Linked DNA regions of Homo sapiens: region 1 is linked to region 2. Evidence: read pairs that join two places in POLR2A ChIA-PET (ENCODE). Cell type or tissue: PC-9. All regions are shown on one strand. Links, peaks and the distances in the headings refer to the core of each region. The heading gives the core; the rest is flanking DNA. Region 1 has its middle 3.0 kb from the start of C2orf80. Region 2 overlaps IDH1 (isocitrate dehydrogenase (NADP(+)) 1).

Evidence for each region. Peaks named below come from ENCODE experiments on the same cell type or tissue, not always from the same donor. Only the 100,000 strongest peaks of a DNase experiment are listed, where the experiment ranks them.
Region 1: POLR2A ChIA-PET joins it to region 2 with 12 read pairs; 7 of 35 experiments call an interaction of 5 or more read pairs at or near these places.

Annotation. Positions count from the first base shown.
Region 1 is chr2:208,190,290-208,195,673 of GRCh38, forward strand. No RefSeq gene overlaps it. Among named protein-coding and RNA genes, the nearest start is that of C2orf80, 3.0 kb to the left of the region's middle. In PC-9, for the core only: no CTCF peak of the experiment used is centred there; a DNase peak (open chromatin) is centred at 2,532.
Region 2 is chr2:208,247,523-208,252,906 of GRCh38, forward strand. It overlaps IDH1 (isocitrate dehydrogenase (NADP(+)) 1), which reads right to left. Exons shown (of 10, transcript NM_005896.4): 3 at 3,908-4,045; 4 at 847-1,138. The coding sequence starts at 4,029. Among named protein-coding and RNA genes, the nearest start is that of IDH1, 4.9 kb to the right of the region's middle. In PC-9, for the core only: no CTCF peak of the experiment used is centred there; a DNase peak (open chromatin) is centred at 3,009; H3K4me3 peaks cover 2,781 bases; H3K27ac peaks cover 3,006 bases.

The DNA of each region.
Region 1 (5,384 bases), core at 82-5,081, 57 kb before region 2:
AGAGTTTTTTATAGCATTTGGCTGCAGACATAGGAATCAATTGACTAAGCAAGGATTGCTGGGGAAGCTAGTGAAACTCTGGCTCCTACATAGTTAGGGTGCCCCAAAGTACCCAATGACCCAAAGATCATTCTACTCGATGAATGTCAATACAAAACAGTGGCAATCCTGAAGAAACATCACCTGGGTTCAAGCTAGCACCATCTTTCTAATTATAGATGAGATCCCTTTCATGTGCGTCTGTGTGAAGAGACCACCAAACAGGCTTTGTGTGAGCAACATGGCTGTTTATTTCAACTGGGTGCAGGCGGGCTGAGTCCGAAAAGAGAGTCAGCAAAGGGTGGTGGATTATCATTAGTTCTTATAGGTTTTGGGATAGGCGGTGGAGTTAGGAGCAATGTTTTGTGGGCAGGGGGTGGATCTCACAAACTACATGCTCAAGGGTGGGGAGAATTACAAAGAACCTTCTTAAAGGTGGGGGAGATTACAAAGTACCTGCTTAAGCGGGGGGAGATTACAAAGCACATTGATCAGTTAGGGTGGGGAAGAAACAAATCACAATGGTGGAATGTCATCACTTAAGACTATTTTTACTTCTTTTGTGGATCTTCAGTTACTTTAGGCCATCTGGATGTATATGTGCAAGTCACAGGGGATGTGATGGCTTGGCTTGGGCTCAGAGGCCTGACAATCCCTGCCCACACGCCTGCCTCCTAGTCTTAAACACTTGCTCCCTTGCTTAAAGCTTGTTAATGGTTTCTGTCTGTGTCTCCTCTATACCACTAGACTAGGGGCAGAGTTTGTTCTTCTGGCCCATCTACGGCTGGGTGTCTGTTATTGACACCTCTTAATCTTTATTTCCACTCCTTTCCACTGGCCAAGTAAGTCACTTGATTACCTGAGGTCATATTATGAAAGACACTAACAAAACCCTAGATATAGAATTTTCTAAACTAGTTGTTCACTCCATATTGAGTTTATATTGTACCTAGACACTTCCGGGTTTGGTGAGCCTGAAGTTTATACATTATGGGGACCGTCTTTAATAAAAAGAATGCAGAATTGTAAATATGAAACTAATACAAAATTGTATGTTTATTTAGAACTATTAATTACAAGTTACAAATTTTAAAGAGCTGAAAAATACCACAAACAAAAAATCAGTATTAATATTTTCATGATTACTAACTGCCTAACATACACTAAAATTCCTTTTTTTCTTACATACTCTTTGATTATCTGTTAATAGGACCAAGGTTTCATAGTATTTTCTATAGAGAGAATTAAAAAATAATTCAGTCTCTCCTCTACTATGACTGTTTACTTTTATTTATTTATTTATTTATTCATTTTTTTGAGATGGAGTTTTGCTCTTGTTGCCCAGGCTGGAGTGCAATGGTGTGATCTTGGCTCACCACAACCTCCGCCTCCCGGATTCAAGCGATTCTCCTGCCTCAGCCTCTGGAGTAGCTGGGATTACAGGCATGCGCCACCACGCCCGGCTAACTTTGTATTTTTAGTAGAGACAGGGTTTCTCCATGTTGATGAGGCTGGTCTTGAACTCCCGACCTCAGGTGATCTGCCCGCCTCGGCCTCCCAAAGTGCTGGGATTACAGGCGTGAGCCACCGCACCCAGACAATTTTTTATTTTTTAATTAATTTTTTTTTTTGTAGCAATGAGGTCTCACTATGTTGCCCTGGCTGGTCTCAAACTCCTGGGCTCAAATGATCCATCTGCCTTGGCCTCCCAAAGTGCTGGGATGACAGGCATAAGCCACCACGCCCAGCCATTTTCAATTTATTCTAATATTTTGTTTATAATTAAAACTAAACTGTAGGCTGGGTGTGGTAGCTCATGCCTGTCATCCCAGCACTTTAGGAAGCTGAGGTGGGTAGATTGCCTGAGCCTAAGAGTTCAAGATCAGACTGAGCAACATGGCAAAATCCTGTCTCTACAAAAAATGATAAAAACTAGCTGGGCATTGTGGTGTGTCCCTACAGTCCAAGCTACTCAGCAGGCTGAGGTGGGGGGATTGCTTGAACCCAGGAGGCTGAGGCTGTAGTAAGCTGTGATTACACCCCTCCACTCCAGCCTGGGTGAAAGAGTGAGGCCCTGTCTCAAAAACAAACAAACAAACAAACAAACAAACAAACAAACCAAAAAAACAGAAAATAAACTGAGTTATTTTTCTTTTTGACTCCCTATTGTTGATACCTCATTATAAGGTGTTCCACAATTTCTTGATCAAGAGAGCTTTTCACCCAAAGGCAACCTTGGAGAACTTCAACCTTGACCTTGCTAGGCTTGTTCATCCCTGTTAACTCCCTTACCCCTGCCCCCAGCTGAGGCTGCTGCAGCTGGTCCAACTCAGCCAAGTGTTCATCGATCCCAATAGTCACCTTCCCAGCTTCAGTCCTTGAAGGCAAATAGAAGGTCCACGTGTGCAGTGGTCTATCAGGGGCTGGTCATTGCTAAGACTCACATTGATGGAGGTAGTGATGGCAGTGTGCCTATCCCGATGCCATGCCAGTGAGTCAGGAGTTGGGCAGGACTGGTTTTACAAGGTACAGATCACAAAGACCCGGCTGATAAAATGATATGTAGTAAAGAAGCCAGTCAAAACCCGCCAAAACCAGATGGCGATGAAAATGACCTCTAGTTGTCCTCACTGCTCATTATATGCTCATTATAATATATTAATATGCTAAAAGATACTCCCACCAGCACCGTGAAAGTTTACAAATGTCATGGCAACGCCTGGAAGTTACCCTATATGGTCTGAAAGCAGGAGGAATTCCCTCAGTTCCAGGAATTGCCCACCCCTTTCCCAAAAAACTAATGAATAATCCATCCCTTGTTTAGCATATGATTTTTAAAAAACATAAAAATAAACATAAAAAACCCACAAAAACATAAAACATAAAAAAACATAAAAATAGCCAACCAGCAGCTCTGCCTATGGAGTAGCCACCCTTTTATTCCTTTACTTTCACTTTACTCTGTTGGCTTGCTCTTGAATTCCTTAATGTGCGAAGGCAAATATCACAGGGCCTTTGGTGTTCAGCCTGTGACATCCTTTCTGACAACAAATGAAGGGACAATGGAGACCTCCCCCTGAAACCCAGACTAAAACCAATTGGCACCATTCAGACCTGATGGGTGGGTGAGTCTCCCTTTGTCCAATTTCAACTTGCTACTTTTTTTTCCCCTTTGATTTTGGCTCCTCTGTCCTTTCCTATGTTCGTTATTTTAGACAGGTGGGGAAGTGGCTGTGAGACCTCTGGCTTGGTAGCCTGATTGCAGTCTTCTGTTGTGTGGGTGCCCCAGACATGCAGCATGCCTGGCAAGTCATGTCCTTTGTAACCCACCTTGTCATCCCTTCTCTTGAACCCAAAAGTCAAAGAGATCAGATAATGCAATGCAAAACAGAGCAAAGCCTTAGATTTTGAGAGGAATCTATCTACTTAGAATTCCTGGGGTTCCGGCCCAGCGCCGTGCCTCACGCCTGTAATCCCAGCACTTTGGCGGGCGGATCACGAGGTCAGGAGATCGTGACCATCCTGGCGAACACGGTGAAACCCCGTCTCTACTAAAAATACAAAAAATTAGCCAGGCATGGTGGCGGGTGCCTGTAGTCCCAGCTACTCAGGAGGCTGGGGCAGGAGAATGGCGTGAACCCGGGAGGCGGAGCTTGCAGTGAGCCGAGATTCCGCCAAAATTGTGCCACTGCACTCCAGCCTGGGCGACAGAGCAAGACTCTGTCTCAAGAAAAAAAAAAAAAAAATTCCTGGGGTTCCATGAGGAAAACAGAATTTTTTCCCAAAACGGAGTCTGTGGCATGCTTTCAAATATAAACAGACTGCTTTAAGGAGTCAAAGTTGACTTATAGAGCCAATAAAAGCCCCTTGGGAAAACTGGCCTCACACCTTGTCTATGCAGTCCCTGTACAGGGTTCTTGACTTGTGGTAAGTAAAAATGTCACTTTCTGACAGGCCCAGGAGCCCCAAGTTACCTTGGGACCTCGAGAGGAGAGGAATTCACCCAACTCATAAAGGCGTTTGTTGGCACAGATAAATCTGTGGCTGGGCTCAAGACCTTAAAAAACCTAATCTGAGATTATTTATGTAACAAAGTTCCATCAAAGCCTATTTACAAAGAGCCTATATGGCAGATAATTATTCTTGCTGCCCTTTATGCAAAAATCAGGCAAAATATAATAAGACTAAAACTTATTTTGCAAACAAATTGGTCCTACCACGATTTATCTTTTATAAAAATGAGAGACTTCAGAGAGAAAAAATTATACTACAAAAAACTATAGTACACGTGTTGTTAGATTCTAGTCTTGACCATTGTTTTTTGGGTTTTTATTATTGTTCAAAATTTGGACTGACTCCTAAATTCTTTCTGGGTTACAAGTCCCCAAACTGTTTTCAAATTTTTCTTCCATTTTTCTGAGTAAATTCAAAATCACTACTACCTTCCTCCTGAGGCCCTGCAAGCTAAAGCTTATTCCTTGTGATATAGATGAGAAAAATGTGTGAGGTTGCCGCTGCCTTCCTGCTCTATAACTAAAGATGCTTTGAGTCTAACCCCTGGATAGACTGTGCCCAAAATTAACCTTTGTTTTTCTTCTGTTCTCATAAAAATGCCTCTTACTAAAAATCTGTTTGTTTTTATTTGATTTTTAGAAATAATTATTATTTGTTATATTCAACAGGGGTTCATCCTGTTAAAGTTTATGTCTTCCAAGTTATAACAGTTCCAGACAAAAATAGCTGGCCTGAGGGTTCCAGCCTGTGCCACTGCAGAAAATATTGAGTTCCTATATATCATTAGATCGGATGGTGAGAGCTTTCTATGCCTCCAGAAGGAGGGCAGGTAGGGACGATGGCCCCTGTTCAGCATGAAGCAGTTATGGAAGATGAGACCTTTATCTTCCTGCAACCCTTTAACATTAAAAAGGAGTATAAGATCTCTGAATGGGGGAGGAGATAGGAGTTTGGCAGGACTGGTTTTGCAAAGCACAGGTCACAAAGACTCCACTTATGAAATGAGATGTGGTAAAACCGTACAAAAATTATTAGCCGAGTGTGGTGGCCTGTAGTCCCACCTACTCGGGAGGCTGAGGCAGGAGAATTGCTTGAACCCGGGAGGCAGAGTTTGCAGAGAGCCGACATCATGCCACTGTACTCCAGCCTGGATAACAGAACAAGACTCCATCTCAAAAAAAAAAAAAAAAAAAACAATCAAAACTGCAAAAATGATCTCTGGTCATCCTCACTTCTCCTTATACCCTAATTATAATACATTAGCATGCTAAAAGACACTCCCACCAGTGCCATGACAGTTAACAAATGCCATGGCAACATCTGGAAGTCAT
Region 2 (5,384 bases), core at 94-5,093:
ACTCCTAGGCTTAAGGGATCCTCAGGCCTCAGCCTTCCAAGTAGCTGGGACTATAGGCACATGCCACCCCACTCAGCTTCGCCTACTCACTTTGTATATGAATAAACAAAACTGGCTCTTCCATGAACAATTGACATAATTATTGAAATACTTTTCATTTTTGTAGAGACAGGGTTCTGCTATGTTGTCCAGGCTAGTCTCAAACTCCTGGCCTCAAGCAGTGCTTCCAAATTGGCCTCCAAAGTGCTAGGATTACAGGTGTGAACCATAGTACCCAGCCAGTTTTTTCTTTTATGCATGATGGGATCATGTTTAATACAATCTTTGGTGGTTCTCAAGTTTGCACATTAGATTCACCTGGGGAGCTTTAAAATGCCTGAACCCCATGGAATTCAGATTTTAATTTGTGTAGGGTGGTACTCAAGCATTGAAACTAAAACAAAGAAACAAATCAAGCAAAGCAAAACAAAACCACCAAAAAAACTTGTAAGGGGATCCTATTGTGCAGCCAGTGTTGAAAACCACAGATCTGGTTGAACCATATGAAATTACCAACATAAAAATGGCAATATCATATGGTATAACTGAATAAAAGGATAAAGGAAAAAAAACAGCATGTTTGAAAAAAAATGTGTTGAGATGGACGCCTATTTGTAAGTTTATTTGTATTTGCCTTTAGCTAAATGTGTGTAAATATACAGTTATACATATATGCATTTCTCAATTTCATACCTTGCTTAATGGGTGTAGATACCAAAAGATAAGAATAAAACACATACAAGTTGGAAATTTCTGGGCCATGAAAAAAAAAACATGCAAAATCACATTATTGCCAACATGACTTACTTGATCCCCATAAGCATGACGACCTATGATGATAGGTTTTACCCATCCACTCACAAGCCGGGGGATATTTTTGCAGATAATGGCTTCTCTGAAGACCGTGCCACCCAGAATATTTCGTATGGTGCCATTTGGTGATTTCCACATTTGTTTCAACTTGAACTCCTCAACCCTCTTCTCATCAGGAGTGATAGTGGCACATTTGACGCCAACATTATGCTTCTTTATAGCTTCTGCAGCATCCTTGGTGACTTGGTCGTTGGTGGCATCACGATTCTCTATGCCTAAATCATAGCTTGAAAGAGAAAAATTAGAAGCAAAGTTTTTCAGACAAATGGATAGTTATAACCTACAACTGCAGTGATGGCATATAGAGCTCATTATGCAGAAAGCGAAGGCTCTGAGTACACCAAAATCTGCCAAGTTTTAGCACTGGCACACCCTAAACACAGAAGATGGGTGCCAACTACAAAGAGAACTAAGAGAGGCTAGACTGCTGGGCTGCCCCTCCTCTTGTAATGGGAAGCTGTCTATCAGGAAAATGAATGGAAACCATCAAACTCTGCCCTTTGCCTCCTGTTTTTCACCAGATAGAGGCAATAATGGCCTGGTTTCTCTCCATATAATTAGTATAATAAGTGTAAGTCTAAGGACCACCTTTTTCCCTTAGTAAATATTGCTCTTTAAAAATAAAAGGGGGTGGGAGGGGTTAAAGGATTTTTTGTATTTTGACGTTGAAGTGGTGGGAGGTAAAGATGTGACAGTTGATGCCAAAAATGCGAATGACTACTTCATTAATGCCAGTTAGTCATAAAATGAGCCTTTCCCTTTTTTTTTTTTTTTTAGATGAGTCTCGTTTTGTTGCCCAGGCTGGAGTGCAGTGGCACGATCTTGGCTCACTCAACCTCTGCCTTCCTGGGTTCAAGTGATTCCCCCGCCTCAGCCTCCCCAGTAGCGGGGACTACAGGCATGCACCACCATGCCCAGCTAATTCCTTCTGTAATTCTTGAGCAAGTGTTTGCTCTGGAAACAAGCCTACAATTTATTGGGTAAGTAAAGGAATCCATCAATGGTTTTCTACATACCAGAGAGTAATAGCTTAATATACACCAACACAAAGATTGCAGGTCATTCAGAGCTGAAAGAATGTTAGTTGTCCAGGGAGCATAGAAAATGACTGCAAAGCTTTATTTGAAGCATGCAATAGTTTGTTAAAAAGCAAGAAAACAAAATAATGTTTTGTTTATTCTGTTCTCCAAGGATTTAAAAGGTTTTTCAGCTCTTAAAACCTGCCTCTAGATTTCTTTTTGGTTCCCTTATCTTCCTTTCTTAGATCTCCTACCCAACTCATGATGCAAACAAAGAGATAGTAATCTTGACATATTTCCAAATAAAAATAACTTCCAACTGCTTCGACTTTAGATAATTCATATAAATCTAACAAAGTCATGTCCTTTGTTATCTTCTTGCATAGGAAATGTTGATCCAATCCCAACTCCAACAGGAAGTATGATCAGTAGTTTTCAAGTTCCTAGGAACCATTTCTCATAAGGAGAATCTATCAGCAAATTATTAGATTTTTTGCTTGTCTTCTTAACATTTCTAAGAAGATAAGAAAGGAAGGAACAAATTGCCCAGACCACTGTCCAGCCTACATAAAACAAACTACCTGCTCCATTCTCCTGAAAAAGAACCAGTCAGTGATAATAATAGGAATTTTGGAAAAATTTAAAACTTGTTTGAGCCTCCAAAAATTATCTAGTCTGCAGCCACCAAATTTTTTCCTCCTAGTCATAGTGACTCCCCTTTAAAACTCCTCATGATTCCACACTAAAGAGGCTCAAAGCATCTTTAGTTGCAGCCATTATAAGGAAAAGAACCCTGCCAGTTCACCTACTGTCATGTAAAGTCCTGAAACAGGAGTTCCTAAGATGCTTTTTTTTTTTAACCTAGTTGGAAGATGTTTTTATGCCTAATTTCTTATGTTTGGTTGACTTCTGCAAGTATTTATATCTTATCATGATTTCAATATAGACATCAGCAGCTTAGGTTTAGAACAATTAAAAAGTATGTTTAATGACATTATGTGAATTAAATGTCTCCACTCAAACAGGTCCTTAGGACAAATTTTGATGACTAATTCTGGGCTGAGGCAAACACACTTAGAGTTGCCAATAGTTTGGCTGAAACGTGTTGCTCAATATTTTTCTATGCCAGTCTTCAGCCACTTTACCCTTTTAAAAATTCTATCTCTACCTAAAGGTACAAAGAACAGAAGCAAGTTTATGAAAAACACAGCGAAAAAAATGAGAGAATTACATAGACTTTTGCATCTGTCCCCAGGCACTTTACACACAGGGCAAAGGGACACAGGATTTAAGGGAATTTTGCTGGAAAGGAGGGGTTCAACTAAGAAACATCATGAATTCTTTCTGCACTACAATTGTATGAAAAGGGCAAAAGGTGAGGCATGAAAAGGAAACAGGTCCATTGACTAAGTAAAGTGATAGAAAATTGAGTTTGAAATGACAAAATTGTGTTAACTGCATTTAGTTTACTGTTTCTTACATCCTCTCTTATTTCCCTTTTCTCAATACATTGTACTATTCTTAGCCACTGTTTTATTACAAATAAAACCTTCACAGGAAACAGAAGGTTAGAAGAATCTGAAAATCATTCTTTCCCTTATAATTCTTGACTTTTAGATGATAAATCCAGTTTTTCTAGCAGTATGTTAAAATTAGAAGATTCATCTGAATATATTTAGGCTTAAAACAAACTTTATTCACAAAACACAGCTATATCTATATAAAAAAAGCTAACTTCACCTCAAAATAATTCAGATTATATTCTTTTTTTTTTTCCTGTTTCTCCTTCCCTTTTTTTTCCTTTTTTTTTTAAAGTGATGGGGTCTCACTCTGTTGCCCAGGCTGGACTTGAATTCCTGGTCTTGAGGGATCCTCCTGCCTCTGCCTCCTAAGTAGCTGGGACTTCACGTGTGCACCACCATGCCCAGCCAGATTATCCTTTCTGAGTTTGCTACACGGAGGGGTAACTCATTTACCTATGTAGATCCAATTCCACGTAGGGAAAAATGAGTTTCTCTTTAATCAATTCCCAAATGATTCGTGTCATTTCATCTCCTTGCATCTCTACCACAGAACCGCCACTGATTTTTTTGGACATTTTGACTTCAATAAACCTAAAAAGAAAAAAAAAATACATGCCTTGTCATTTATTTCATTATAAAGTGAAATATATAAACAACGTAGTGTTTATATAAACAACGTAGTGACTACTAAAAGAACAATTCATGCAATTCAATTTATGTGTAGTTGAATAAAAAGCTAGTAACAGCAATTCTATTTACCATTAGAATTGAGTATCTTCTCTGAACAAAGTATTGTGTTATGTTTCACACGCGGTTTCTGAGCTAGCCCTCATAACAATCCAAAAAAATGGCCATCATTTCCCCATTTTACTTTGTTAAAAAAAAAAGAGCTTTCCCAAGGCCACCTAGCTAGAGCGTGGCAGAGCCTGACCCTATAACGTGCCCTTCATAATGCAATCATTATTCTCAACTACTGGTTTGTCTTAAGAAATGAGATTATTTCCACAATCTCATGTTTATTGAACACTTCAGTCCAACTCATCATTTTACTGGGCTCTCAAGATGTCCAGAATGGTGAGTGCTAGCATTTCTCCTCCTTTAAGAGGCTGTTTTTGTTATTTAATAAAAATAACTAGCCATGAGGAGATTCAGCTGGTTCCTGTGACCCATATTCAGGGAAACTTTAAGTCTAAAAGCGAGACGAAGAATTCCTGGTGGAACTGTTTTCCTAGAGATAACACAGACATTGGAGATGTGGGGCTAAATACAACAAAGTGATTTCTCAATTAGAAGAATCTCTATACAGTAGGGCCACTGCCCAGGACCCAAGCATGTCCCTGTCATCTTCTTCTGGCTGTTCACAGGCAAGGGTAAGCTGCTAGTGAGTGGGATAGGACAAACTGTGCATTGTCCTAGGAAGACAGCACTTTAAGGATAGGGTGTGGGGGTAGCATATACAAATCAATCTGATTCTCAGAAAGTGCAAGGTTGGACGCTTTGGAAGAAATGAAACTGTCCCAGCTTGTCCCTAGAGGCAGAAGAAGCTCTGAGCCTGCTAAAAGTTATCTATTCCTTCTAATGATGCTCTAATCGAAACTCTTTTTTAATCCAACAACACAGCTGCAAATTGCTTTTATTCTCTTAAGGACTAAAAAAGTCAAGAGAATTGACTTTAAAGAATTATTAGATAAGAAGCCTAAAATAGTCTTTCTTGAAAAATTGAGCTAAAGTAATTTGGTCTTTAAATAAAAATGTAATGATTAGTAGACAGTAAGCGTCTGTTTCTTGACAAGCCTGGATGTATTTCCAATCCCCAGGCCCATTTTCACTTCCCAAATTCGCAATTCTAGAATTCTTCTTACTAGTGTTTAGGAGATTCCTTTGGGGGAACCTTCTGGAACTGAACTAGACTAAAAGAAATGAACAGAAT